6 separate regions of the Mus musculus genome follow, and all the other regions are linked to region 1. Evidence: chromatin loops called from intact Hi-C (ENCODE). Cell type or tissue: left cerebral cortex. All regions are shown on one strand.

The links. A loop is a pair of places that touch in the nucleus more often than their neighbours do. Peaks named below come from ENCODE experiments on the same cell type or tissue, not always from the same donor. Only the 100,000 strongest peaks of a DNase experiment are listed, where the experiment ranks them.
Region 2: a loop joins it to region 1, with 4 times the contacts of the local background. A loop is called at or near these places in 3 of 42 quality-filtered maps.
Region 3: it touches region 1 in a loop (8-fold over the local background); 10 of 42 quality-filtered maps call a loop at or near these places.
Region 4: it touches region 1 in a loop (8-fold over the local background); 8 of 42 quality-filtered maps call a loop at or near these places.
Region 5: it touches region 1 in a loop (4-fold over the local background); 12 of 42 quality-filtered maps call a loop at or near these places.
Region 6: a loop joins it to region 1, with 5 times the contacts of the local background. A loop is called at or near these places in 3 of 42 quality-filtered maps.

The regions. Positions count from the first base shown.
Region 1 is chr3:116,249,974-116,254,973 of GRCm38, reverse strand. It overlaps Gpr88 (G-protein coupled receptor 88), which reads left to right and starts at 1,490. Exons shown (of 2, transcript NM_022427.2): 1 at 1,490-1,860; 2 at 2,242-5,000. The coding sequence starts at 2,314. The coding sequence ends at 3,468. In left cerebral cortex, a CTCF peak has its summit at 2,559; DNase peaks (open chromatin) are centred at 2,935, 3,192, 3,778, 4,317 and 3 more places; H3K4me3 peaks cover 3,233 bases; H3K27ac peaks cover 2,521 bases.
Region 2 is chr3:116,187,648-116,192,647 of GRCm38, reverse strand. No RefSeq gene overlaps it. Among named protein-coding and RNA genes, the nearest start is that of Gm31651, 8.0 kb to the left of the region's middle. In left cerebral cortex, no CTCF peak of the experiment used is centred here; DNase peaks (open chromatin) are centred at 1,208, 1,702 and 3,042.
Region 3 is chr3:116,031,851-116,036,850 of GRCm38, reverse strand. No RefSeq gene overlaps it. Among named protein-coding and RNA genes, the nearest start is that of Extl2, 26 kb to the right of the region's middle. In left cerebral cortex, a CTCF peak has its summit at 2,974 (motif pointing left); DNase peaks (open chromatin) are centred at 2,961 and 4,802; H3K27ac peaks cover 627 bases.
Region 4 is chr3:116,325,581-116,330,580 of GRCm38, reverse strand. Cdc14a (CDC14 cell division cycle 14A) reads left to right here. Exons shown (of 16, transcript NM_001080818.2): 9 at 1,872-2,102. Among named protein-coding and RNA genes, the nearest start is that of Gm46839, 70 kb to the right of the region's middle. In left cerebral cortex, a CTCF peak has its summit at 3,095 (motif pointing right); DNase peaks (open chromatin) are centred at 984, 3,169 and 4,001; H3K4me3 peaks cover 547 bases; H3K27ac peaks cover 698 bases.
Region 5 is chr3:116,038,905-116,043,904 of GRCm38, reverse strand. No RefSeq gene overlaps it. Among named protein-coding and RNA genes, the nearest start is that of Gm26344, 25 kb to the left of the region's middle. In left cerebral cortex, a CTCF peak has its summit at 2,925; a DNase peak (open chromatin) is centred at 2,929.
Region 6 is chr3:116,160,748-116,165,747 of GRCm38, reverse strand. It overlaps Gm26544 (a long non-coding RNA gene), which reads right to left. Exons shown (of 6, transcript XR_375975.2): 3 at 4,952-5,000; 4 at 2,909-3,018; 5 at 2,421-2,478; 6 at 1-2,019. Among named protein-coding and RNA genes, the nearest start is that of Gm26544, 13 kb to the right of the region's middle. In left cerebral cortex, no CTCF peak of the experiment used is centred here; DNase peaks (open chromatin) are centred at 1,359 and 2,002; H3K27ac peaks cover 224 bases.

The sequences.
Region 1 (5,000 bases):
GTACCAAAGCAGATTTGAGTCCTGAGTGTGAGTCTCCATGACATCCCATATCATGAAAAGCTCAGAGGTCCTTCTCATTCATCCTATGGAGTCTTCAGGGAAATTGCTTTTCCCCAACACCCACTATTCAAAAATAGGCTTTAAACTTTAGTTTAATAATCACAGCAGGCCTGAATAAAAGTTGCTGAGTGTGTTCTGGGGACAGGGTGCAGTAAAGTGCCTGACAAACAAGTATCAGTCCTGAGTTCAGATCCAAAGTGCGCACATAAAAAGCCAGGCATGGTGGCACATATCAGTAATCCCAGCTCTGGGAGAGCAGGAACAGAAGATTCTTGGAGATCAGTGGCCAGCCAGCCTAGCAAAAGCCGTGCAGGTTCAGAGAGAAAGAGAGAGAGAGAGAGAGAGAGAGAGAGAGAGAGAGAGAGAGAGAGAGGAAGAAGGAGGAGGAGGAGGAGAGGGATCACCACACAGTTCCTACTCAGCACACACACAACTTCCCAGTTGTCATATCTTCCATTACATTGGCTCATTTGTCACAATCGATGAAGCATCCTGACACGTTTACATTGACCCCATAATTTACACACAGGTTCTCTGGGTGTTTATCTAGTAGGTTTGGACAAACGTACAGTGATGTTTTCCACCATCAGAGTACCATCCAGAGTAGTTTCCCTGCCCTGTATTCCACCTCCCGGTCCCTAGCCCCCCCCCCCCCCCTCCCGACAGCTGGTGGTCCCTGCAGTTTTACGTTTCCCAGTATGGAATACAGTTGGGCTTGGGCAGTGCGCAGCCTTTTCAGATGCTTCTTTTGCTTAATAACAAGCATTTCCGGTTTCCTTAGGTGTTTTATGTCTTGACAGATGATTCCTCTTCATTGCTAACTGGTGTTCCATTGTCTAGCTGGACGATGGACTCCATCTTTAGATCGCCTGACTATGGTACTCACACTTCTCTCATCCCGCCGAAACACAAGCCAAGAGGAGAGGTGTCTAGCGATGGGAAAAGGAATTGAAATTATGATTTGAGCTAAGGCTCGCATATTTTCTGTAGCTAATTACTCATGTCCCACTTTGCCAAGGGTGTGTGTGTGTGTGTGTGTGTGTGTGTGTGTGTGTATGTGGCTGAATTTCAATTCAAATGTAAGGTAATTTTCTCTGAAATTGTACTGGGGTATATTTATCTCTGAGAAAAGAAGTCTTACCTCCAGGATGATTCAGATGGAGATGAAATTTTACTCTAACATTTAAAGGAGAGGAAAAAAAGGAAGGAAAGAAAAAAAAATCAGGCAGAGTGAAAAATGAGACAGAATGGAGAGAGAGAGAGAGAGAGAGAGAGAGAGAGAGAGAGAGAGAGAGATTTGTTAACCACAGGATTCTCTGAAAAAGGTATTTTTCTCTTTTACAAGTTAGCAGTTACTGAATAATTCATGAAGCAGGGAAAGGCTGTCTTCTCCCTGGGTGATGGATAACTGAGCAGGAGAGGCTCCAAGTGGGTTTGCCACATCAGCCAGCGCTCTTGCTTGGAGCACAGGGTGCGCTCCTCTCCAGCTCAGTTTCTTCTGCTCTTGTAGCCAGGCATCTTCGCTGCTGCTGCCTGCCTGCCCACCCTTCTGGGCTTGCAGCCTACCGCTTGACTTTCTCCAATTCTACTGCCAGCTGAGGAGACTCCCCACAGCTGTTGGCTCCTGCCTGGGACCATGTGTGGGGATGCTGCACGGGAGAAGCAAGGCGCTTGCTCCTGGCACGGGTCCCAGCTCAGTTTCTCCTGTTGACTTCTGGACCACAGATGCTGCTGCCGAGGAGGTATTTCCTGGCATCTCTCCCTCTGCTATCACCAGCTAAGGACTGGCCCCAAATCAAGGTACCTCTACTCCCTCTCTTTGGCGTTTTTCCCAGCTAGGAGATATCTACTTTCTCTCGGTAAAGAGAGCTCCGGCTGGCAACACACATTCCCAACTCGTGTGTGTGTGTGTGTGTGTGTGTGTGTGTGTGTGTGTGTGTGTGTTTGGGGAAACTGTCCTAGGTGTGGATATGACCTTAGGGCTTCCCTGCTGCTTGCTGAGTGTAAAGCGGACCTTCTCTGTCATCGGAGACATTTCTGAGGCAGGCACCTGTCATCTGCCACCCCCGTTCTCCTGTTCTTTTTCACCTCCCTCCCTTCTCCCCCTCCTCCAGCCCATTATTCGGCTTCAGCCTTTTGTGTCGGTGACAGCGGGCTGAAGAAATGTTTTTGCCCTCCCAGCAGGCAAGTGCCAGGATGGGCCACGCTACACGAAGCCAACGCTAGGGCGCGAGGTGTGAAGAGTTGGCCAGAATGACCAACTCCTCCTCCACTTCGACCTCCACCACTACCGGGGGATCGCTGCTGCTGCTCTGCGAGGAAGAAGAATCGTGGGCGGGCCGGCGGATCCCGGTGTCTCTCCTGTACTCGGGCCTGGCCATCGGGGGCACGCTGGCCAACGGTATGGTCATCTATCTCGTGTCGTCCTTCCGAAAGCTGCAGACCACCAGCAACGCCTTCATCGTGAATGGCTGCGCCGCGGATCTCAGCGTCTGCGCCCTCTGGATGCCACAGGAGGCGGTGCTGGGGCTCCTGCCCTCGGGCTCCGCGGAGCCCCCGGGGGACTGGGACGGTGGCGGAGGCAGCTACCGCCTGCTCCGGGGCGGGTTGTTGGGCCTCGGGCTCACTGTGTCCCTTCTGTCCCATTGCCTCGTGGCGCTGAACCGCTACCTGCTCATCACCAGGGCGCCTGCCACCTACCAGGTGCTCTACCAACGGCGCCACACGGTGGGCATGCTGGCACTGTCCTGGGCGCTCGCCTTGGGTCTGGTGCTGCTGCTCCCGCCCTGGGCTCCTAAGCCCGGAGCCGAGCCACCGCAAGTCCACTACCCCGCGCTCCTGGCGGCGGGAGCGCTGCTTGCGCAGACGGCGCTGCTGTTGCACTGCTACCTGGGCATCGTGCGCCGCGTGCGCGTCAGCGTCAAGCGGGTCAGCGTGCTCAACTTCCACCTGCTGCACCAGCTACCCGGCTGCGCCGCCGCCGCCGCCGCCTTCCCCGCCGCCCCGCACGCGCCGGGTCCGGGAGGCGCCGCGCATCCCGCGCAGCCTCAACCCCTGCCGGCCGCTCTGCAGCCTCGCCGGGCGCAGCGGCGTCTCAGCGGCTTGTCGGTGCTGCTGCTCTGCTGCGTCTTCCTGCTGGCCACGCAGCCGCTGGTGTGGGTGAGCCTGGCCAGTGGCTTCTCCCTCCCGGTGCCCTGGGGCGTGCAGGCGGCCAGCTGGCTCCTGTGCTGCGCCCTGTCGGCGCTCAACCCGCTGCTCTACACGTGGAGGAACGAGGAGTTCCGCAGATCCGTGCGATCTGTCCTGCCGGGCGTCGGGGACGCGGCTGCGGCCGCCGCGGCCGCCACCGCGGTGCCAGCCATGTCCCAGGCGCAACTGGGTACCCGGGCGGCTGGCCAGCACTGGTAACACACCTTGCTTGGAGAGGCTTCCTAAGCCACCTGCCGCACTGCCTCCTTCTTTTGTAAGCTATCCCCAGCCCCAGGGAAGATCCCAGTGGAGAACATTTTGCCTTCCTCCCCAGTGCAATACCAGAACCAAGGTCTTCCCCTAAAGGGAGTCCCAATTGTGTGCGGCCATTGACGTTTACCCTTTTGTTTCTGTGTTTTAAAGACACCCGTGGGTCCATCCAGACACTCAGACTGCAAGGACTTGTAAACTGGCATTTTTAGAGAACCAGTTAATTTATTTCAAGTTTGCTTTTGAAAAAGAGCTTTCATATCATAACGTACAACCCTTCCAACCTCCACCGTCTTATATACGAAGCGCCTTGAGTGTGTGTGTGCATGAGCCAAAGGGAATACCGTTGATGAAGAGACTGTGTGTAGATAGTATCCTAACCACACTTTCTTCTGTTAGAGTTTAGTCTTTGTATATTGACCTGGAAGAGTGAAACCACAGGTGTGTACACCGTCGTGAGTTGCCACTGAGACCTCAGGCCCTTTATTCTTAAAAGGGCTTTTTTTATTGAGTCATTTTTGAAATGAGATTGACTCTCAGCCAGTGAGGAAACAAACCAAATTTATTATTTTACTCTCCTCTCTATTTATTTCTAAGGTGGAAAGCTACCGTCGAGTGTTAAAGCGAAAAAATGTCAAGTTTTGGATTGGTCAGAAACCAGAAATGGAATTTTAAAAGCAAAAACAGGGGGAGCTATCTATTTTGGGTAGCACTTTCACATATTCTGAAGCATGCACACTTCTTGCTACCCACATTTGTAACTGATTTATTTGCCTCTGAGTGTGATTGCAGCTTTGAACATTCTGTACTATAATGGTTGCTAAGGGGAATGACTCCTGTAGTCTCTTTAAAATATCTCAATGCACATGACATAATTAAACACTAATACCATAATTGCATAGCTAATGTTAGCTGCCATTGCATGCTCCTAGATGTTAGAACTTACTGGGCATGTGGTACACAAAGCAATACCCATTAGACAAGGACATTTTACTTCTTCCAGACACCAGAAGAAAAGGTCTTTTAATCATCTGAAAAGAGATGTAGATGAACCCGTGGCTCCCTAGAGTTCTTGTCTTGACCTGGCTTATGAGAAAACTCCCATTTGGGGACTTTATCTCCCAAATGAAACCAATGGTCAGGGTGATAAAATTCAGATTGGCTCCATCAAGTTACCTGTGCGTTTTAGGGGTTAAACAAGCCACACGTTAGGAAGTAACACTGTTTTATGTTGTTCATATATATTACAAAAACATTTATTATTAGTATCATGTCTGTTGAAGATGGAATCAGGCAGACAGTTATGCAGAAGGAGAATATTTCGAATGGGACTCTGTTCTCCAATGTATCAGTTGAGGTTTGCAGTCTTCATCTTTGATTTCCTAAATGTATAGATGCATTTACAATGTACAAAAAACAAAAACAAAAACACTGAAATCGTTTTGTAAAATTAAACAGGGAAGAAAGTAACAGGAGGCCTA
Region 2 (5,000 bases), 62 kb after region 1:
AGTCTAGCCTGTAGTAGATGTTCTTCAGTTCCTTCGTATGTTAAAAGAGGATGCCTTTCCATACTGCTCTGAGAACAGCATGCCACTGGTCGCCACACCTCCTCCTCCACTCGGTGGTCATTCCACAGAAGGCCCTGTGTACCTGTGTTCCTTGCAGTTGCAGCTCATACTGTCTGCTTCAGTTGCTATCCATCCTCTCTGAAGTGGATTGTTTGGCTTTACTTGTCTAGTTTGTTATTTTGCAATGACTCTGTTTTTAGCTTAACATTTAAACTAATTGTTCACTTTGATCAAAAATTGACAGTTACTCAACTTGGACATTGTAAATGATGAATAGGAAATATTGAAGTTAAAAGCCAGAGCTTGAGTAAAGATACAAAGTTTGTGCTTTGTAGCCTGGGCTACATAGCAAGACCCTTTCCAGACAAAGAAAATAAGTTTACTCAGACTAAATGGAGGTAGCATTCATTAAGAAAGAAAGGTCATCCTTGTTCAGGTGTAAAATTGGGACCCAGTTAATACATTGGAAAAGCAAATAGTATCTATTAAAATAATATGATGCTATTAAATATCATGGAGTTTCTACATTTCAACAGAAACTTTGTTTAGATATAAAGGATCAGAGAATATGACATAGCCCTGTCTTCTGAGTTTTTTCAGGTGGAAAGACAGTGCATATCCTCTAAAGAAAAGTAACACTCTATACAGAAATCTAAAGGCCATAGAGCTAACTAATGACTGACAGGTGAGGAATACTGATTCTCAGCTAGGAAGAGCAGAGCTGGGCTCTGGCCTGGGGCTTGTCAAGATTGTAGCTTGAAGCTTTCAACTCTTGGGGCTTTCTACTTTTCAGACGTAAAATGGAGACTGTAATCTCTGCCCAGCATTCCTATCAGGTTAGTATAGAACTGGAATGGGGTAGGATCGACAGAAACGTGGCATAAATAATAACACACACACATTAGTCCTCCATGTGATCATTTTCCTTCCTCTGTCTCATCATGGAGGGAGATCACACACATTACGTTTTTTCCCTTTCTGTTTGAGCTTATGAAATAATTGACGTTTCTAGCCTTGTGAGTCAATTGCATGTGCAGAACTTAATCTTATGAAGCCAGAGAAAGACATCTGGGCTCCTCAGTATGAGGAATCCAGCACCTCATTACGAGGATAACATTGTTAGAGGAAGACATCCTCCGAGGCTGGATCTGCTTCAGACAAGAGTTTCTGTTTCCTCCGTTGACAGTGGAGCAGCTGCCTTTTCCTTATCGAACATCCTTTCAGCAGATGTTTATATGTTGCATCCAAGGCCTTGATGCCACTGGGAAGGGCAAGATGGAGAAGGGTGGGGCTCTCAGGTCTCACCTCTCACTTTGCTGATTACTTCTTAGCACTGAAACGTCACTTATCTTTTGCCCTTTACTTTCCTCCTTGCAAACCCCAAAGCAACACACAACGAGTCTTATGCTTTTAAGTATTGAAATGCAGAATGAAAGTGAAAAGAGTATAAAAATCTCTTTATAGGGGGCAGTGGTTGCTAGTCCTCAGCGTTCTCAGATTGTGAGGAAGGAGGAGGTCAAACTAAGTACAAGAGAATCTGAAGCTTGAGTGGGTTTCTGGCTTGGTTGGTTTTTCTCCCTCCAACTAGTGAACAAAGAGAGAAACTGGGCAACATAAGACAGCTGGTTTCCAGTGTGGGCTCTCCTCGGGGGCAGTTATGGGAGCTTAGCCAGGAAAGAATCTGGGCCAGTAATTAGAATTTCACAACTTTGTCATGGCCTGAAGGAATATTTTCTAGCTGATGGAGATGTCCCATTTGCTTAACATGCCCAGACCTGGAGAATGGCTGTGCAATGCTGAAGGTCTTGGCACTTTTCTTCCTTCCAATTGTCCATAATTTTATTTTGTTGCTGTTGTACACATGGCCTCTTGGATTACTGTGAGACACAATAAACATAGAGAACACAACATTCAACAAGCAAATCAAGTAAATGGAATTTATTGAAGACATATTCAAAGCAAGAGCCGGAATGAACTCAGTGAGAATCCTTAGGGAGAGAACACATACTGGCTGCATTCTGTATCCACTAGAGTGACTTTCACATGAACACAACTTGTGACAGCTTGCCAGGTGGCTCTCCTATAACTGAAAACTATGGCATACAATTTCTATGTCAATAAGTCAGACAATGACCATGTTTAAACTGTGGAGGGCATGAAGTTAATCTCCTCTTGGATTCTATCTAGACTTATCAGGCTTGGCCTGTTCAATTTATTTATTTATTTATTTATTTATTTATTTATTTATTTATTTATTTATTTTAAAAGAATCGTCTCTATTTAGGAGGGGAAGGGGCACTCAGAAGCACTGATACTGGGGCTATCATCAGAAGATGTTACTAGAGCATGGGTCACTTGGACTGAGCTAGAAGCAGATGAGGTTTCGAAAGCTGCTTGCTTACTTAAGAAATCCCTGCAGGTATATTCTGAAGTGAAGGGCCTCAGTTTCACAGTCTGTCATCGTAAAAGTTGTCCAAGTGAGAGCAGGATATGTGTTTTACAGAGAAAAACAACTTTGGGAATCTGTACACTTGTATAGAGTCTCTGAATTTCAGAGTTGCCGATCATGTAACCAGGTAGACTACTTTGTTCTGTTGCTCAGTCTAGATGAGGGGAAAGGCCGGGCAAGAGTTCACCCCGGCCTTCCCATCCTCTGGTGCTCAGATCTTTCCTGTCTGTAATATTTAGCATATGACTAAGCTACTTAAGTAAATCCTGAGTTTATGATTTATGGACCCAGGAAGAGGGCGTTTGACACTCAAATCACCCTAGAGATATGTATCAGAGCTAAAGAGGGAAATTTGTTCTCTATAAACTCTGGTCCAGGTTATTAAAGGTGGTTGTTTTGAGAAGACTTGTACACAGTCCACTGGCCTGTGGACTGAGTTCTCTTGGTCCTAGTGAACTCTAAAGAACAGGTCTTGAATGCTCAGCTGGATGGCTGGTTCCCATTGAGGGTAAAACTGAAAATAGGAAGCCCTTGGCTGCTGACTGTGAAATAAACTTGCTTAAGTTGCCTGCCAAGGGCAGTTAGTCATATGAAAATCCACATGACTAACCAGAAATGATTAAGGCGTTGAAGGTGCCAGCGTCAATGGGTAGGATTGCTTTCACCATGGGATCAAGTTAAAGTGAATGCCCACTCACAAGTTCATAAGCCCTACTGTAGTTCATCCTGGATCATTTTGCCTCCACTGATGTGGCCCATCAAATGATTTTATTAAGACAGACATATCAAATAATATTGACTGGCTGCTCTTTATATTTGCTTTTTAAACACATTGCTCAGGCCTTCTATTTGTGAGGCATAGCAAAAAGAACAATAACATTGCTTTCTTCAAACTTCTGACTCTAGTGTCTGGTTTTGTTTCCTGACACTGACTAGATCTTTGGTTATAATTCCTCACAATAGCTTCATGATACGGTGCTTTGGTAATAAGGAACACATATAACTTCTGCTCAAATTTATTGATCAAAGCTAGCCACATAGCCACCTGTTGTGAAGGGCGATAGGTCCAATCTTTCTGTGAGGAAGGAAGGCAGTAAATATTTGAAAATAAGAAAACCATTACATCTTAGAAAAAGGTCTCATTTTTACCAGATTGAAATATTGTTGATACATATGAATTTTTAGTCATGTGATTCAAGTAACTTGCTATGAAGGTAAGAGGAATAAGGGCCATCTTCAACTGGGCTTTGACATACCAGGCTTAAGAGAATACATATTCTTTACATTGGGAATTTAAGAATAATATTTTGCAAGAAGCAACTGAGGAAAATATGAATGGAAACATTTTAAGTTGAGTGAGAAGATCAAAGAGCGTGAAAGTCCATTTTGGTGGAGGATGAGGCTCCACAGCAAGTGATACTGTAGCCCTGTATACGCTAAACTAAGGAGATTAGCATCTAAGCAGCAGGCAAACAACTGGAGGTTTTGGAAGTGTGTTGAAGACTGGATCAGAGAGATGCTTGAGACATTTGTGGGTCTTCTTAGAGCGTCAAAGAGGGATGTAGTAAAATGAGAACTCGGGATGTGACAAGTGTGACCAAGACAGAGCAAACACTGCCAAGCTATGAAAGGAACCAATGTTGGCTGAAAACAGGTTGGTGTGGGGAGGAAATATGAAGAGAGGAAGATATGGAAAGAGTAGAAAATAGTGGCATCTGGTAGTAAAGAATACAATAAAAACAAAGTGAGTGAAAGTAATAAAGTATAAAGGCGCCAGGACCACTCCATTTTGTGGCAGGTCTCAACAGCTCTATGATGACAAGGCAACAAATAGATCCAAGTGGTCTGGAGGAAGCCCATCCCAGAGAGAATGGTGAGAGCTTCAACTATGATAAACTAGGCATGTTTTAAGAGGCGCAGGAAGTCACTGTGGTGGGAGTAAGAGGTGTGGAGAACAGTAGGCATCAAGTTGGAGAGATCATGTGGAATCTTAAATTATTTGATCCTCAGCGTTGGGAAATCATTTCTAAAGATATATTTTCTTTATATCTATTTCTGTGTGTGGGGATGTGTCTATCACATGTGTGAAGATGCCTTCAGAGGCTGCCTGATGTAGGTGCTAGGGACCACATCTTGGTTCTCTGCAAAAGTTGCAGCTACACTTAACCACTGAGCAATCTCTTTTGCTGTCCTGGGTGAGTTCTGAGCAGAATTTGTGTTTCAAGAATTGCCGTGGCTGCTCTGCAGAAATGGACCATGGAAAGAATCTTTGGTTAGCCTAAACCAGTGACCAGTGAGGGGGCTGTCACAGTAATGCAGGCAAGAGAAGACAAGTGTTTAAGTGCAATGATAGCATCAGAGATGAAGTATTCTATTTATGGCTCTAATATTTTTTGCCAGTAGCTATATTTCACATATACACTTTTCTATTCAATTGAACACTTTACACTGCACAGCTAAATGACTTTAGCGTCATGGTAGATTGCAACAT
Region 3 (5,000 bases), 220 kb after region 1:
TGATTCACTTTATAAAAACACTGAGTTTTGCTTTATAAAAGTAATTTCCCCCTCCATACACCTAATGTTATCCCTATATCAGTGTACTTCCCTATTTCATATCATTATTGTGGAATTCTTTGGATGAATATCTCTTTAATTTCACCTAACACTAAAAAGTAAGAAGAGATTTTCTTAAGAGTGTCCTGAATTAACACTTAAAAAACAAGCTGTTACATCAAAGGAAGAGTACAGCCATGAAGCCAGTGGTGTGACTTGCTGCACAAATTTTATCACACACAATTACTTCTATGCACATCAGTCACTGTTCCCTCCCGGTGCGGATGGTCCTAGCATCTGTAGTACCAGCTTGTAGCATTAGGGGTAAGTGTAGCCTGAGGGTCAGCACATAAGAGGTGATACTCCTGCTGTTGAAATTTAGAGCTTTTTTCTGAGTTGGGACTAGAGTTCATGAGGTCTCACCTCCAGCTGAGGGGTTATTGGTAATTAATGTCTGCCAGGGGAAGGGGAGCCATTTTCTTCAGTGGTATAGCTGCTGATCATACACATACAAGCGATTCTAATTAAATTCAGTGGATCGTCTTTTAAAAAGGCCAAGAAGAAAGAGGGGGGAAGAAAGGGTTCCAAAGATATCGAGAAAGGGGAGAAGAGAGAGGAATGTGAAGGGGTGACTATTATCAAATACACCGCATACATTTATGAAATTGTCAGTTAATACGTGTTTATTTTGAATAATAAAACTTTGGCTAATGGGACCTAATGAAACTCCAAAGTTTCTGCAAGGCAAAAGACACCGTCAATAAGACAAAAAGACCACCAACAGATTGGGAAAGGATCTTTACCTATCCTAAATCAGATAGGGGACTAATATCCAACATATATAAATAACTCAAGAAGGTGGACTTCAGAAAATCAAATAACCCCATTAAAAAATGGGGCTCAGAACTGAACAAAGAATTCTCACCTGAGGAATACCGAATGGCAGAGAAGCACTTGAAAAAATGTTCAACATCCTTAATCATCAGGGAAATGCAAATCAAAACAACCCTGAGATTCCACCTCACACCAGTCAGAATGGCTAAGATCAAAAATTCAGGTGACAGCAGATGCTGGCGAGGATGTGGAGAAAGAGGAACACTCCTCCATTGTTGGTGGGAGTGCAGGCTTGTACAACCACTCTGGAAATCAGTCTGGCGGTTCCTCAGAAAACTGGACATAGTACTACCGGAGGATCCAGCAATACCTCTCCTGGGCATATATCCAGAAGATGCCCCAACAGGTAAGAAGGACACATGCTCCACTATGTTCATAGCAGCCTTATTTATAATAGCCAGAAGCTGGAAAGAACCTAGATGCCCCTCAACAGAGGAATGGATACAGAAAATGTGGTACATCTACACAATGGAGTACTACTCAGCTATTAAAAAGAATGAATTTATGAAATTCCTAGCCAAATGGATGGACCTGGAGGGCATCATCCTGAGTGAGGTAACACATTCACAAAGAAACTCACACAATATGTATTCACTGATAAGTGGATATTAGCCCCAAACCTAGGATACCCAAGATATAAGATATAATTTGCTAAACACATGAAACTCAAGGAGAATGAAGACTGAAGTGTGGACACTATGCCCCTCCTTAGATTTGGAAACAAAACACCCATGGAAGGAGTTACAGAGACGGAGTTTGGAGCTGAGATGAAAGGATGGACCATGTAGAGACTGCCATAGCCAGGGATCCACCCCATAATCAGCATCCAAACGCTGACACCATTGCATACACTAGCAAGATTTTATTGAAAGGACGCAGATGTAGCTGTCTCTTGTGAGACTATGCCGGGGCCCAGCAAACACAGAAGTGGATGCTCACAGTCAGCTAATGGATAGATCATAGGGCTCCCAATGGAGGAGCTAGAGAAAGTAGCCAAGGAGCTAAAGGGATCTGCAACCCTATAGGTGGAACAACATTATGAGCTAACCAGTACCCCGGAGCTCTTGACTCTAGCTGCATATATATCAAAAGATGGCCTAGTCGGCCATCACTGGAAAGAGAGGCCCATTGGACTTGCAAACTTTATATGCCCCAGTACAGGGGAATACCAGGGCCAAAAAGGGGGAGTGGGTGGGCAGGGGAGTGGGGGTGGGTGGATATGGGGGACTTTTGGTATAGCATTGGAAATGTAAATGAGTTAAATACCTAATAAAAAATGGAAAAAAAAAAAGAAAAAAGAAAATATCTAATAAAAATTATATTTTGCTTTTACTTCAAAAAAAAAAAAAAAAAAACTTTGGCTAAAAGCAAAAGGCTGCATTCTAAAGAGCAATAGTACATGATTTAAGTCTTATTATTTGTTAGATTATTATTTTATTATTTCCTATTGTATTATTATCATTATTACTACAACTATTACTATTATTATTATACAAGAGCTATACTTGCCAGAGATAAATGAATTTTTATTCCTACTATTTGGGATGGCTGAGTTTTGAAATAGTGAGTTATTCTGATAATTTATTGCACAGTACAATTCTGTGTTTAAAATCATGCCTTTGGTTTAACTGAGAAACCTCATTGTTACATAAAATATGTTAATGGGTGATATAAGTTTATTTAATATGATCAACCTAGGCCAGGATTCACATAACTTAATAACATACTAATTAATTAATTAATTAATCATGGGGCGGGCCATGAACATGGCATGGCATACAGGTATTGGTCAATGAACAAGTTTAGGTAGTCCGTCTCCTGCTTCCAGTATGTAGATTTCAGGGTTTGAACTCAGGTCCCAGGCTTAGTGGCAATCACCTTTCCTGGCTGAGTCAACTCACTCTCCCTAACTTAGTCTCTCTTTAACTTCACTGCAGAAGACATTCTTAGGGAAAATCAGGGACACCGCTAAGGTAAAAGATTTGCTAAGTTTACTGGAAGGGAGCTAAAGTGACAGAAATCAGTCTATTAGGCTGCAGTGACATCTGCTGGTAAGAAAGTTAATTCCTAAAAATTGTGTTTCGTAAGTAGGACTTTAGTCTTCGCAACTCAAATTTGCATTCTGGGTTTGGCACATCAATGGCTGTAAGTAGAAATTTATGGTTCTTGCTAGCCTGTGGCAACTTTCCATATGCACCTTATAAACCAGCGGTTGTCAACCTTCCTAATGTCACACCCCTTTAATACAGTTCTTCACCTTGTAGTGACCCCCAAACATAAAATTATTTTCATTGCAACTTTATAACTGTAATTCTGCTACTGTAATTGTAATATAAATGTCTGTGGTTTCCTATGGTCATAGGTGACCCCTGTGAAAAGAACTTTCAACTCCCCAAAGGGGTTGTGACCTATAGGTGGAGAACCACTGCTATAAGAGAAATGTTGTTAAGGAGTGGGTGTTGCCCCGTCACAGGGCACAAAAGCAGTGCTCTTGGCCCCCCAGGGCACAGTGACCCCTGAGCACAGCCCAAGCCAGGTCTCACCCTTGGCACCTCACCAATACTGACTCCCGGCCTGAAACTGGCCGGTTGAGACCTAGATGTAGGCATTCTTCTATTACTGTGAAATTTTATTTATGAAGAATTGGAAGGAGGCAGCTCTAGGCCTTGGGAAGTGTACCTCTTTTCTATACACTTTCTTTCAGCAGCTAGCATCTTTACCACTCACCCCCTGCCTTTCAGGTCCCACTCAGCCCTCCCCCACTGACACCCCTACTTTTCTGGGGCCTGCCCAGACTATTTTCCCCTGTGGAAAGCATGCCACATTGCCACCTCCCACTTCTGATAGGGATCACCTGGAAAAGATGGAGGCATCTCCTCTATTTTCTCAATAAAACAACTGGTTGTTTTGTTTTGTTTAAAAAAAAAAAGGAGTGAGTGTCCTCAGAGATAACCGCTCCCAGCATACTTGTCGGATGGTGATCCATCCTCCAACACTAGGCTACACAGCCGTGTTTACATCAGAATTTGCTCCGACGCTCTGCTCTGGACAGTTGAGCCTAGGCTGTAAGTGAGAGCACCGAGTTTCAAGATGGGGATGTTGCAGGGTAGAATTTTCTTTTGCCCAAAAGTAAGACATGGATGCTACTGTTTTTGTTGAAGACAGGGCTCCAAGTAGCCCAGGGCAGCCTCAAACTTGCCCTGTAGCCAAGAATGACTTGGTCCTCCTGTCTCCACTTTCTGTTGAGTCTAAAGTGTGTGCCCCACATGCGTCACAGCATATGCTGTGCTGGGGACTGAACCTGTGGACTTGTGCATCTCAGGAGAGCATCCCACTAACTTAACTACATGTTCAATCCATGCTTGCTACCTTTTAAGAACAACTGATTCAACATCCTGCTTTAGGGTCATCAAACTTTACAATTGGAAAGAAATTTTGCTAATCATTTTGTTTGCTCCTTTCTTTCATGAGGAAGGTGAGAAAAAAATAAGTTAAAATACTTGGATACCTGGAAGATTCTAGAAAAAAAAAAAGAAAAAAGAATGTTCCCATTCTGATAGCCTTTACTAGATGTGTATTGCTTGTGATTTAAACAAACAAACAAACAAACAAACAAACAAACAAACACACCCTTATGCATGCAAACATGCTTTAAAATTTATATTTAGCTTTCTCCAATACATTTTTGCCAGCTTTCTCAGATTCAAGATATGCTATTTGAATACAGAGAGTATTATGTAATGCTTCTATCTGGCACATCCGAAATATGCTTTTTTTCCCCCAAGTCCTTCTCAGAAAAGCAAGCTGTCTTCTGCATTTCTTCAATGTAAGAATGGAAGATGAATGTGGACCAGAGGAGAGGAATCAGTCCGAAAAAGCCATCACAGGAGATGTCTGTGGCTTTCTGATGGAGCCATGCTCACAGCCTCACACACTGGACGTGTTATCAGACAAGCACATTTTCCCTCGAGTTTGCATCCCCATAGGCATTGTCACACTAGCATGGAACTTACAGGTGAGAAGTCATGCCATGTAGATAAGTAATAACCAAATGACCTAACAAATGG
Region 4 (5,000 bases), 76 kb before region 1:
GTAGGTATCTTTGTGATAGGAGTCCTTTGGATATAGTGAGTGGTACGCTAAGTCCTACGGTCCATTTGTTTTTAATGTTTTGAGTAATCTCCATGAGGATTTCCACAATGGCTGTACTAGCTTGCACCCCACCTACATTGAATAAAAGTTCCACTTTCCACACGTCTCCAACAGCATCTGTCATCAGAGTTCTTGATGTTAGGCATTCAGAGGAAATTTAGTACAGGGAGTTTGCTACAGTGAGACTAAGAAGAAAGACAGCAACGAAGGATGCAGAGGGCGATGGAGAAGGTAGTGGGTTCCTTTGAGGCTGAGGGATGAAAGAAACAAAGGGGAGTTGGGAGGACGGAGGCCCGTGGAGGAAGAGCCTCTGCTGGTCCTCAGGGCTCTGAAGGGAATGCACCAGAGACTCTGCTGTCAGGGAAGACATCTGGCCGGTTCAAGGCATGCCAAGCCGAGATGGGAGCTCTGGCTGAAGTGCTGACAGACGGGAAGAAAGGTTTCCTTTGGTTGTCTTGCCATCTCTCCTACTTTGAGAGCAAACGGAAGTATGCTAGAAGGGTAGTCTGCATGGAGTAGTAGGTGGACCCAGAATTACAAAGACTGAGTTGGAAGCCTGGCTTGGAGCTGAGAGAAAATTTTTAAAAATGACAGGGTGAGCAGGGGTGCAGCCAAGAGCATAGTATGGAGACCCTCTGGTTCACTCCGGAGCACGTGATCTGGGGGGGGGGGTGTCATTCTTTCTCCAGAGCACGTGATCCCCTCGGGGTCATACTCCGGAGCACATGATCCCTCGGGGTCATTCTTTCTCCAGAGCACGTGATCCCCTCGGGGTCATACTCCGGAGCACATGATCCCTCGGGGTCATTCTTTCTCCAGAGCACGTGATCCCCTCGGGGTCATACTCCGGAGCACGTGATCCCTGTGAATGAGGTCACTTCACTTGCCTGGGCTGCCAGGAATCTGCCAGCAGCTGGCGAACCCTGAATGGGTGAATCCTGAATGAGTGATTGGTGGTAACTGGTGTGTTAGGAAATTAGTCCTCTTAACCCCTGGGCTGCAAGGCAAGGTTTTCAGTGACCCAAATTCCCGTGGTCACTTTGGATGACCGGCCAAGAGTAGATCAGTAACAAGAATGCTTGCTTGCTGGGGGACATGCCAGGACACGTGGAGATTGTCTCCCCCCACTGTCAAGAAAGGGTCTACCAAAAGTTACTCTCTTAACTTTACTTTGAAATACTAATATTTTTATTGGACATGCATATGTTTATGCTACACATATGATTGATTAAAATTATGTATATACTATGAAGCGACCGTCAAATTTAACACATGGATCCAGTCCCGCACGCTGTTTTTAACTATAGGCAACATGCTGTGCACTAGGGCCCTTGATCATATTTCTCTTGTCCAGTGGCACCCTTGGACCTCCATCCCACAGTTCCCAGCTGTTATTTTAAGGAGATGGTTTTGAGAAAGCTTACAAGGTGTGACTCGGACATTGCATATGATAATTAATCACCACCCTGCTTCACGGGGAGTGGTGTTATAGATGGAAACGCTACCTCTAGCTTCCAAAAAGCCTTCGCTGTAGCTGAAACGAATCTGTTAAAGAATACTGTTCAAGAAGGAATGTCGCCCCAAATCACCCCAGCACTGCTCTGTCCATTTGAGTACTTCGGAACTGCCTTTGTTTGGGGTCTCCAAGATTATGCTTCCTGGATTCTGGATTCTTGGCCAGTCATCCAGAGGCTGCCATTTTTATTTTTTTATTTTTGTAGGTTGTAGTCGCCTCTGGTGTTCAATTAGGTCAGCCGCTACTTTGATGGCTCCTTGTGGTTTTCTGCTGACTGTCCCTTGTTTGCCTGTAGGTTACCCTCTCCACGCTCCCGAAGCCTACTTTCCATACTTCAAAAAGAACAACGTGACCACGATCGTGAGATTGAACAAAAAGATCTACGAGGCGAAGCGCTTCACAGACGCTGGCTTCGAGCACTATGACCTGTTCTTCATAGACGGCAGCACCCCCAGCGATAACATCGTGCGGAGATTCCTGAACATCTGTGAGAACACCGAGGGGGCCATCGCGGTCCACTGCAAAGGTGTGTGTGAGCTCTCAGCGGCCACTGTGCTGGGAAAGGGCGGGCCCAGACCCACCTAATAATGAGCCAGACCTGCGGGTGATAGGATACAATGGGATGTTTTTCTTTTGTACTAGATAGTTGGAACATGAGCCCATTTTAATAATCCCTTCCCTAAAGAAAGGATTAATCGCCTTGGTGGTGGGGCCCAGCTTTCTGGACAAGTCATGGCATGCACTTGTGACTCTTCTGAGCCCAGGCGCATTGACTCTGAACACCACTAGAAGGAAGTAACGCTTCCTTCAGAATTGATCATCTTTTCTTCGTACTCTTCCATCATCTGACATTTAGTGTTTCTATATGCGCGTACGTGTGTCTGTGTGTTCACACGTGTGTATGCCAGAGTTTGACAACTCAAGTCTTCCAATTTTGTAGTTTTGAGACAGGGTCTCTCACTGAAGTAGGAGCTTGCCTTTTTGGTTACACTGACTGGCCCGTGAGTCCCAGGGGCTCTCTTCTCTCTACACTCCCCATTCACGGGCACCTGCATTATATCTGGGTCATGACAGTGTCTGGCTCTAACTGCAGGACCCCCATTCTTGCTTGGCAGGTTTACTGACTTTCCTCCTAGCTCCTCTCGATGGCTTTCGGGTCTCTCTACTCTTCCACCCTCGCGCCGCCCCTCCCCTAAGTCTTATGCCTCATAGAATAGAGGGTCTTCCCACCCATTACTCGATGTGGGTTGTCTCAGAATTAACTGGAAGACTTTGCTGTGCAAGTGAATACCTGGCTTCTGGAGTGGGCACTGGTCAGGTAGAGCAAGTGTAGGTCCCAGCTTTTAACAAATCAAAACGCAAGATTTCCAGTTAAAATTGAGCGTTACATTAAAGTCGGAAGGAGCTCAGATTCCACTGTGGGTTTTCTAGTTTGGTGATCTTCATTTCCGCGGAGACGAATCACTCCTGGGAATGAAGCCTCTAGCATGCCACTCGCAGCTCTTCACGGTGCCGCGAGGTGGCGCTGCTCACATTGGCTTTGCGTCCACAAAGGCGGTTTTTTGTTGCACGGTTATGCAAATCGGCCAGTAGGTGTTGGGGATGGTACTGTTCTTTTCATGTGCGGAGCGCTGCTGTAACTGCCTTATTCAGACAGTGTGGCTTTGGTTCTGACAGAAATTAAAATACCATTTTGTAGGCCCTTGTTTCTATGTTTAAGATCTGAGTAGGTGGAGGAACTTTGCTGAACATGTGAGCTCTGAGCAGTGATGCCAGGCTGCGTTCTTCTCCCAGCAGCCTGGGAAGACAGGGAAGCGACCGGCACATGGCCCCCGATTTAGGGATGGTTCCCGAAGCCAGGCTGCATCTACCTTTGGCGCAGCTCTTCTCTCGCCCTTCTTTGTGCGGGGAAGACCCTGGCTTGCAGGACAGTAGTCCTCTCTCTGGGTTGTTAGACTAAGGTGTTCATTTGCTCTCTTCTTTGCTTCTGGTCTCTCCTGGGGCAGAGAGCTGGCTTGTTCTGAACGTTTCTTTGGCACTCTAAGTTTGTTTTATTGTAACCCTCCCGGCGGGAACGAAAGGACTCTAAATAGAATCTTGTGCCAGCCGCGTTTGACTATCAGGCTGTTGAGATTATGAACCCCACGAAAATGGATTTTCCTCAGCATTTTCCTGATGGGAGAAGCCAGCTAGAGGGAGATCTCTCTCTCTTTCTCTCTCTCTCTTTTTCATATCACTGACAACTTGTCGGGTCACTTTGCAAGTCTTAAGAGGGGGGTCACACTCTTCACTACAACACCTTGAGTGAATCCCCCTTTCTGTTTTCTACTCTCACATATATCTTTAGTTAGACCACTGCGGATAGGTGGCTGTACTTGGCTCTGTGTGTGTGTGTGTGTGTGTGTGTGTGTGTGTGTGTGTGTGTCTCGAGGTGGGGTAGGGGGAAGGGCAATTGGGACCCAGCCTCTGACCTAACTCTGGTAACATGGTGGTGGTCCCATGCTGTTAGAGTTTGCTCACATGCAGGACAAGGCCCACCATTCCCATATGCCATGTGTCAGAACCTGGGAGCCTATGGAGTGTGATAATGAAGCTTTAGTATGGGACACGCCGATCGTCTCTTTTGAAGGAAGTTCAGTTTCCTATTTAAACAAACAAACAAACAAAAAATCAGCATTTTCCCTAGGGGATTAATTTGGCCTTTTCCTAGTCAGTATTATTATGACAAGGTTCTGTGTATATCTGTATATTTATAAGCTATATTTTGGATCAACTGACTGGGGGGGCATAGCTTTCCTTTTTTATATACTTTTTTAATACAGTATTTTTTTTATCATGTTTCCCCTCCCCCCAATTCCTTTCCTATCCTCTTTACCTACCTACTCACCCAGAGACATGTTCTCTGTCTCTCTCAAAACAAGAAAACAAAAGACAAAAATCAAAATAAACAAAAAACCAATAAGATGAAAAAAAAAAGCCCAAACAAAATAAAATAAAACAAAACAAAAGCTCCCCAGCCCACAAAGACATGGGGTTCATCTTGTGTTGGTCAACTAACTTCTGGGAGTGGGGCATGCCCTGGGATGTGGTTAATACGAATAGGGAGACTCTCTTGGGAAAAACTGTTTCCCATTGTCAGGAAATGGCTTTTTGGTTAGGGTTGGAACCCTGTGTCTGCTTCCCTGTCTCAATGCTGGGACCCTTGATGCTTGAACCTGTGCAGCTCTGGTGAGCACTGACACAGCCTCTGTGAGCTCACGTGGGCATCACTTGCTCTTGCAGTAGATGGGAATTAGCAGTGATCCACTGTGGTCAATGAGCAGAGAGTGAGCGACTTGGGAGCACTCAGTCCTAAGTGGGATGCCTTTTTATCACTCCCCAGCCTCCACCAAGGCCCAGGGATCTAAGGGCAAGTGGAGGTGGA
Region 5 (5,000 bases), 210 kb after region 1:
CAACTTGCAACACTACAAGAGTGCACAGTGGGGCTGGAGAGATGCTCTCACCATTAAAGGCTAGGCTCACAACTGAAACTGTAAGAATGCAAAGCTTGTAACACTTTGGAAAATTTTAGAATGCCGTTAATCAAGAGGAAAGACTAAAGAATGTAAATCTTGTAAGATTTTTCCTTGCAAACTTGATATTACCCCAAAGAATATTTGTTAAGAAGAAACCCAAAGTCCCCAAGTTTACACTAAGTGTCACTGAGAAAAAATATTTTCTTTTTTTAAAAAAAGTTGAAGAGTGTCAACCTTTACTTTAAGGGTCTTATATAAGTCAATTTTTTTTTAAAAATAAACTATTTTGGTATGTATATGAACAAAGGCCCAGAAAATTTAAAGTTATTAAAGTTGCTATATTTTCTAATAAAGACAAAACAAAACCACAAAACTAAAATGTTCTGAGGACTGTCGTCTGTTTCTCCCTTCAGTCACCATTACTACTGTCACCATTACTATTGTCTATCTCATTGTTCAGGTCAAAATCGCAGGAGTCAAAACTGGCTATGGGAGAGCACACTACTAATTTCATTACACGAGAGAACCTTTACAAGTTCAAGACCAGCCTGGGCTGCATAGTCAATTTAAGATCAGCTTAGCCCAGGGCTACACAGCAAAATAAAATGAAACAAAATAAAATAGGACTCCACAGTCAACCTGTCAACACATCCCATATAATTTATCAACTTCTTCCAAATCTACTTGAAGTAAGTGCTTCTCACAGCTTCCACCACTAACACGCTGACTTAAAACACCTAAATCATTTCTCTTTAGAGTCCAAGATGGCAGTAGTGTTCACAGTGCATCAGCTGTGAAAACCAAAATCTCCACACTCCTTGCCAAATACCCTCTGGGAAGTCAGAAGACATCAAGTCACCTCATGATTATTGTCCACTATTAGCCTTCCTAATTGCTCCATTTTACCCTTCTATAATCCACATCCCATACAGTAGTCAGAATAATCTTATTAAGGTGTGCAAGAACGCTGAAAGACCATACATAGCCAAGTACAGTGATTAGATTTGTCTCTTGGGAGAAAGAACTTATATTGAAACAAGATGCATAGATTTGAGGTCAAGGATAACAGAAACTGGGAGAAATGAGAAAGCATACAGCTTTAGGGGTCAAGAGAATGTTACTCTGATCCTGGCTCTGTCATTTAAAAGTCCTGAGGCCTTAACCAAGTTTTTGCTTTCTTGGCCTTCAGTTTCTATATCTATGATAACCATAATTACTCTTACCCTCAGGATGGCTGGAGGATTAAATAAGACAACGTGTTATAACATTGCGTTGTACCTGACACACTGTAAGCAGTAAGTGACCGGCAGCTAATGAAGCATCTAAGCTAGTAAGAGTAGAGTTTTGGAAAGAGGGTAAATTGCAGAGATCTTAAGATAAGCAAGCTTAAAAAACTGACAATTTCAGGTTTGGGGGTTAGGGAAACAAAGCCCCACTTGCAGCATCTTGGCACTGCAGCTTTGTAGGTAAAACGACGTGAACACCATGAACTTTGTGAAGAGGGGGAAAGTCTCTCCTGCAGAAGGAAGTTTCTTCGGCTTCCATCCTTCATGGTTCCTCTTCCCCACCATCCTGTCTTCCTTCCATCTCACAGTCTGTATATAACTTTGCCTCCTCAAATCGTACATACATCAAACACAAAGCTGTGTTTAGAAAGAAAAACTACAACTCTAATTTCTCTAAACTAAATCGAGGGTTTCAATAATTGTCAATTTAGGGGAAAGAAGATGAAAACTACCGAAGGTAACAGTACCTATGACATAAACCATCCATGTTGGGCTTAGCGAGATGTCTCAGCAGGTGAAAGCGCTTGCCACAGCCTGATAACCTGATTTAGATCTCCAGCACCTATGCGGTTAAAGGATAGAACCCACTCTCCCAGATTGTTCCCTTACTTGGACATGTTCGACATGACATATACAAGTCCCCCAAATATTAATCATTCTAAATCTATAAATACACTTTTATGTTATTTTGAAGTTGCCACACACTTTTCCAAGTATCATTTTTATGAACTTATAATATTCTATGTAATCCAAGTAAACATTATTCTAAGGAGTCTCTAGACATCTCCAAATGAATTCGCTCCAAATGTATTTGGCAGAGAAAGGTTAAGACTTCCTTCTGGCTCATTGTGTGAGCCATGCATCTGTTTCACTCTCTTAAGTTGTTTTTTTTCTGTGTACTCCTGCCCTTACTTCTGTCTGTAAGTCCCAACTGTCACCCTGTGTTCCTCCAAAGCAAACATCCATGTGACTTCATGTGCTTCTCAATTGTTCTGACCATTCTTTGGACCCTTCACTTTTCACCCAGTCTTAAGATGTAAGAATGTCGTAAGTTCTGATCACCCACTTTCCCACCATCAGCAGACACTATTGAGCAGAGGGTACCGTGCGACCCAGCTTGCTATTGAGCACTGACAACTGGCAGCAGTTTGTCATTTGAGGGCGATAGTCAAAAGAGAAGAAACTTACCTGGAAGTTGCCAAACAGCATGCGAGTTGCTTTGCTCAGGCTAAAGTTTATGGCATGTGAATTCCCTGAGGCTCATCAGGCGGTTACATAGAAAAGAGAGGAAACTCCATTAAAGGACTGAGTTTGCCAAGGTTGGGCAAACACTGTTTGTAAAGCTGTGACTGCATTTTCTGACAATCTTCGAGACATTAGACACAGTGAAGTGAAGCACATCTTGTTCTCTGTCTTGATGGATTCAGCACAGTTGCTTAGAGCAGGTGGAATACTTAGGATATTTTCATTTCTTGAATCTGTCTTGAATGTGATGTTGATGATCACTGTAGGTACAAATATTAGGCAAACAATCATTTTGCTCTGAGCTGTTGATTTTTTTCATAAATGAATGCATGACACCTGCTGGTTGACTGTGGAGTTTACCTAGCTTATTGAAGTGAGGTTTATGAATTTTGCATACACTGAAATCCATCAATTGGGAATGTACGAGGCTATGTGTTTTCGATCAGTATGTGTGCTTACATAACCACCATCACAATCAGGATACAGAAACGGTCATTTCCCATGGTTTCCCTGCACACATTTGTAGTCAAGTCCATCTTCAGGACCAGGTGAGCACTGACTTGCTTTCTGTTCTAATAGTGTCATATGTTCTAAAATGTCATGTGCAGGAGTCATGGTATGTAGTTCTTTGTGCCTGCCCTCGTTTCTTTAACCTAATGCTTTGTAGATTCAGTCTTGCTGGTGCAAATATCAGTAGTTAGCTGTGTTTATCCTTTAATAAATAATAGAAATTTGGGTTATTTTCATGCTCTCTCTCTCTCTCTACACACACACATATGTTCACCTGTGTTGTGTACTTTTAAACTTGGCATGTAGTTGTACATATTTATGAAGCACAGTGTGGCATTTTGATACATTTTAACAAAATGCAATGACCAGAGATTGACAATCAGCCTATCCATTGTTTCTGTAATTAACCATCTCTTTGTATTGAAAGCATTCAGATCCTCTCTACTAGCTATTTTGAAATATTCAATTAGCTGTTTTCCACCACAGTTACCCCACTGGGCTACAGAACACTAGAAATCATTCAGTCCACCCACCAGAAACCTCAAACTAGCTATACCCTCCATTCATTCTTTCCTCCCTGAACCTTCTCCTTGGTAACCACTGTCCTATTCTATAGAAAGTTAAATTTTAGCACACATACATGCAAGTGAGAGCAAGTGACATCTGTCATTCTGTGTCTGATGTATTTACCCAACACAGTGCTCTCCAGGTCCATCCATGCTGCTGCATGTTATAGATTTTACTCTTTTTGTGACTGAATAGTAGCCCAGCATGAATAATAACACATTTTCTTTACTCATTCATCTGCTGTTGGACACTGGAGACGATTCCATAGCTTAGCTACTCTTGGCAGAAGAGTATTGCAGTAACCAAGGGAGGGAAGATGACTCTTTGTAGTGACAATTTTGGAATTCTCGTTTCTTTAAAAAACACAGAAATATTATAAGAATTTGTTTTTGGTTTAATCCTAGGGATGTGATACAGGGTAGCTTCAGACAGCTGACTATGATTTGCCTCGTGCTTTAGCAGGCGTGTGATTTGGGCAGCTGTAAACAGTTGCTGCAACGGTATGCCATTTGGATTCTGGGAACTTTTCAGAGGGCATATAAATGCTAGGACCTTGAGAGGTGAGGTTGGTAGTTGGTGGGCTATGGTGGTTGTTGGTCATTCAGGGGTGGTGGTGGTTGAGGGTTATTAGTAGTTGTGATCAAAAAAAGAAAGAAGAAATTAGGTTCAGGGATCTTTTCCTCTCTCCTCTTTATTCTTTTTTTTCCCTCTCCTGTCTAGTGTTAGGGAGTTGAAGGGGTGGATAAAGGGTGGCGAAGGGTAGAAGAAAAAGGAGCCTACAAAGTAGCACAGACCAGCTACACCTCTTCAATACACTGATTTCATTCCTTTAGTTACCCATGCAATGACAGGAGAAGAATGCCTGGTGGCAGCTCTATTTCTAGCTCGTTTGAGGGAAGCTTTAATATATTTCACAATGGCCATATTAATTAGATTACCACTAAAGTACTAAGATTAAAGTATTCTTGCCTCCTCCTTATTAACATTTATTTTGTTTGGGTGTGTGTGTGTGTGTGTGTGTGTGTGTGTGTGTGTTTGCTATTACAAGTCACTCACTATTTTAACAGGAGTGAGAGGATATCTCACTGTAGCTTTGATCTCTTAGTGGTGCTTAGAGTTTTTTCATACACTTACTCTTCACTAGCTATCTTCTTATGCCGATCAGATAGTTTGCCTGTCTAAACAAAATGGTAAAAGGGATCTCTTTCTTTGTTGTGCAAATATACTTTAGTTCTAAAAAAAAACCCCACCTGACAGTTTTTGCATTTGCTGTCTGTAACTTTTTAAATGTACACTTTGAAATATATGTATATTTTATATTTGTATTAA
Region 6 (5,000 bases), 89 kb after region 1:
TAATGAGGATTTTATTACTGCTCCTATCCACTTGTGATTATTAGGTAAACCAATGTATATTACTTTAATAATCAGATAAAAACTTAAAGTTTGAAAGAAAATGACCATCCAATATTCTGTTATAATTTCCATTTCTTCCCAATGGGAGAGAAAGGAAGTTATTCACTACAAAGCCTGCTTATAAATGATATTAACACACCAGAAACTATGCATGTAGCGCTTATGCATATTTGTGGAGCATACTGAGGATAGAATATTTCAATATTTTGAATTTTTAATACTTAACAGTACTGGTCTTTGCACTTAAACTTTGGGTGTAAATTGTTTGAAGCTAGTTTTATGATCATTTGCCTCATTTTGGCAAACTGGCTGATCACTGGTTAAATTCACCCAATGAAGCTTTGCCTTCCTGGCTGAGGAAGTGTTCCCTCTCCTCACTAAATGTGGGATTAGTCAGCTCTTTATTATCTCCTGTGAATAATAGTCGGATACTGTTCTTATCACATAAACATTTATCCAGAAAGCTCACCAAGACTCTAAGCTGCTAATGAAGGGTTATGTAACAAGAGTATTGAAAATTTCCCTTTTAATAGGATGCCAGCAATTAATTCAATACTGCAGTTCATAGAGCACTGTCCTGGAGGGCTTGGCTGAATTTTTTAAATTTAATTTTGTCTAGTTTTTGAGACTGTCATACATGGACATAAAATATTTTGATATTTACCCCACCCTGCTCAGCTTTTCCTAGAACCCATCCTGTCCTCTTTCAATGTCATGGTCTCCTCTTTTTATTTCTTTCTCCTTTATAACTCACTGAGAACAGTTAGGTCTGGCATATTCAGCAGAGAGGTGGGGCCATCCATTGAGCACAGGCAACCCATAACAGGCTGCATCCCTGAAGAGCCCTGACTCTTCCTCCTCCAGGAGCCCTCGGTTGTCTTAGCTGATTTTTAGTCTCCCTACCTCTATGCCTTACCTTGCAATCTTATTTTTGTTTATATTTTCAAATATAAGCCAAAGCACCTTGCTTTAGTTATGCCTTTGATATTAGGAAAAGGAAAACTAAACAATTAAATCGATCCTGCATTTATGCCCTGCATTTCTCCTATATTTTGATAACTTCCTTCCTATGCTATTTATTGTTTTACATATTTGCCTTTGGTATTTTCTTTAGGTATACTGACATAAGGAAACTCGAACATCTCATAAACTAGTGAGGTGGTAGAATGTGTGGGCAGATACCCTGCATGTGCAGACTTACATGAAAGGAAAGATTTAACTTCCCTTTTAGTTAAAATAAGTACCAAGTGTGCTTCGTTAGCCAGAGAGAGTTCAGGGAACCAGATGATGATGTCCAGGCATTAAAGTCAGCCATGCTTTAGAAAGGAGTGGGAAGAGATGGGCTCCCATTCATTGTAATCTCATAGTGACTCGGGCCCTCTTCACAGTCCTCCCCGTTCCTACTCCCAAGTCAGCCAAATGAACATCTCCTTCAGTAGACATGGATGTTACCTCATGATGCTGCAGTCACATGGTCTCACGTGGAAAGTGTGGGAAGGCATCAGGTGAATCTTTCTGAGTCACTTTTTTTTTTCTTCACGGTACCTTTCTGTTGTTACAACTTTGGTTTAGGCTGTGAGTATCACTGATGGTATTGTCTCTAACCCAGAAAGATGGCACAGAGAAGGCTCGTCTAAGTTGCCCTGTTTCTTTTATAAATCTCTGGGTTAATGTTTGCCTCAAATGACTTCTTTTGCATTCATTTCAAGTTGTCTTCTTGAGAATTTAGTGCTGTGGTCCAATATTTTATTGTTTGGTTAATACAGACCTGTGACACTTCCTTCTCAGATCTAAAATATCCCACTCTCTTGCCTCTGGGCTGTTACATATGTTCTTTTCCCATCTTATTTCACATGTTCACACTCTGTTATCACACATAAAGAAACAGTTAAACTTTACACAGACAAGATCTCAGAAAGTGGAACTCCCACTTGTTCTGTCCTAGAAAGCTTTGGAGAGCTGTGGAAAAGGGAAGGAGAAAAGAGAGGCTTGTGAGACAGCTTGCTGTGCTACAGTAGCCAAGGGAAGAAAGTCCTGTAAGGACAACTGTGCAGAACGATGGAGAGACCCAAAAGGAAGCGCTCCAGAGGCAAGAAAACGAAGCCCTTGAACGACACTATAGGTGAGCATTCGGCAGGCATTATGGATTAACCAATCCCAGAAGTCCATGCAAAGGGAAAACCTGTGAGCTGCTATCAGAGAAAAATATAATTCCTGCATACTGCTTAGCTCAACCAGCAAAGAATACTTGCATTGTTATTGGGGTGCAACCATTAGCTATTTCTTTTACCATAAATTGAGAGATAACTTTACGGACAGAGGATGTTTGAGCATCCGAAGGTATGAGGATGTTAACTTACCACCCATGCAAAACGGCAGCAAGGAAGATGTGTGCTTGATAAATCAAGAATATACATGCTGAAAAGTGAAGTGGAAATACCATAAGCTTTGGCTATAATTCAAAGCACTTGTGTCAGACCAGTATGGTTGGATGGGTCATGGGAGGAAACAACAGAATCAGTGTTGTCTTTCTATGGATGTCTTGAACCTTAGGAATATTATTTAGGGCTATTATTATTTTAGATTATTTTTTGACTTATTTATTTTTTGTTTGCCTTCTCTCTAAGGGTATTGGATTACCTAGAACTGGAGTTATAGACAGTTTTAAGCTGCCATGTAGGTCCTGGGAATTGAACATGGTCCTCTGGAAGAGCAGCTAGTGCTCTTAACCACAGAACCGTCTCTCCAGCCCCAACTTTAGGACATTTCAATAACTGTTATACAAAGATATGGATTTGTTCAATTTTAAAGACCAACTGAACATGCAGTGTGAATACAAAGCACCTACCACATCTGAGGCAAAATGCTCAACTCTCCTCCCAATCATACAACAGAATGGATAAAACAGAGTTCTGACACTCCTGGAACATGTCACTTTGGAGGATGGAAGGGGTGACCCTGGTCCAGGAAGAAACTTAAGTAAGTTTGAATTCAAACCATACAAACCTTAACTTTTGAAGAAAAAAGTGTAAAAGATAACACTGCTGAATTCATAATTCAAACTGAAAGGATGACGACAGCAAGTTACTGTTTGAGCACCTCCCTAACGGTTTACCTCAATAAAGCCACCCTGAGCACGGGATTACACCGAAGCACCAGTTACGATGCCTGTGGCTTACAGTCTGGTCTTGCCTCTTCTTACAAAAGCGACTGTTGGCTTTTGTACCAGATACTGTTATTCTTACAAAAAGGAACATAGGTTCCTGTTCCCTTTTGCCCAATAATTATCTAAGAGGATGCTGCAGAGACAGCCAAGAAGGACAGAAAAATAAGGAAATGAAAACAAAAGGGTCAGAGGCATGGAGGACAGAAAGAAGGACAACAGTACCACAAACGCTCTGTGTGAGGGCTCGGGGGACAGCCAGTCAAGTGTGTTTCTTGCTATTGTTGCATATTTTGCTTGGACATCGTGTCACTTCCTCTGTACTCTCTGTGCAAGAAATATTTGTGAGGAAGGTTAAAATCACTAAGAAGTTGTTTATGTGGCATCTTTCTTGGCAAGAGGCACACAGGCACACACATTTTATGTGCCTCTGGACATTTGAACAGATAGGTAACTTACAGCAAGATGAAGTAGCCATCTATTGTGACCACACATTGGAAGTGGCTGATTACTGTTTTTTAGTGGTATGTGCATGTGTGTGTGTTGGGTGTGTGTGTGTGATGTGCCCGAGTGTGCAAACATTCCACACATATGAAAAACTGTCGTTGTGTGTACAGTGTGTACAGATAGTGCTTTCCTTCCTCTGACATTCAGGTTAATTTTTTCCCCATGCTGAATTAGGCTACTAAGAAATGGAGAGATTAATCTAGGCCTGAAGGAGGAAGGCAACCCCTTAAAAATATCCTATTGCATTTTTGACATTGGCCGGAAAACCTGTGAGATTCAGTCTTCACTAGCATGGAAGCTCAACCCAGAGACTGGTTCATTCAATTAAAATAGATTAGTGTGCCACTCCGTTAAAACAGAAAGGCCAGTAAGATAGCTCAGTGGGTAAGGACACTTGCCACCAAGTTTGACAACTTGAGTTCAAATCTTGGGACTCACATGTTGGAAACAGGAGACCCCTCGTACTTTGTTCTCTGCCGTGTACACACACGTAAAGGATAAAATATTTAAAAATGTAAAATAAATGTGTAAATGAACAAATCCAGTGTTTTCTTCTATTTGTGTACTATCCTAAATTGAAAACATTTGTGGCTGATGCATATTAGACAGACTGAATGACAGCACAGGACACATGACATTCTCCTGGTACCTCTCTATGTGTGCAGGTACAGGTACAAATATACCACACTTATACACATGCACATATGTGCATTCTTACACACACATTACAAAAATAAAAAATAAAAGTTAGAAAGCAGTTTTGAGCAATTCTGCTCCCTGCTTGGAGTAGGACTTCTGAAGCAGGATGTGTCTCCCTAGCTTCTGGGAAGAGAGCAAGAGAGGAAAGCACTTAGATAGAGAAGCCCCCACAACCACAGACCCACACCCGAGAGTGCAGGTGGCCTGGAGATGTCAATCTAGCACACCTGGCTGCTTCTCTCCAAAAGTCCGGTAGACATAGCACCATCTTTCAAGTCTCAGCTCTAGGGCCATCCTTTGGATGCAATCTTTCTGATAGTCTTTGGATTTCTTTCTCTTGTATTTTTCCCTTTCCAAGTCTAGTTGACTGGGGAACTGAAGAGCATAGATTTTCCAGCATTTATGCAGGTCTCTATAGTAGCATTAAGCAGTGTTCCTAGAGTATCATCATTTTCCCATGATCCTAAGAGGGTTTGGAAGGGCTTGGAGCTTACAGCATGCTTGCATGGGAATTGTTCTCACCTAGATTCCGAGATGGGAGAAACAGGCCCATGGGGAGGCCTAAACACAT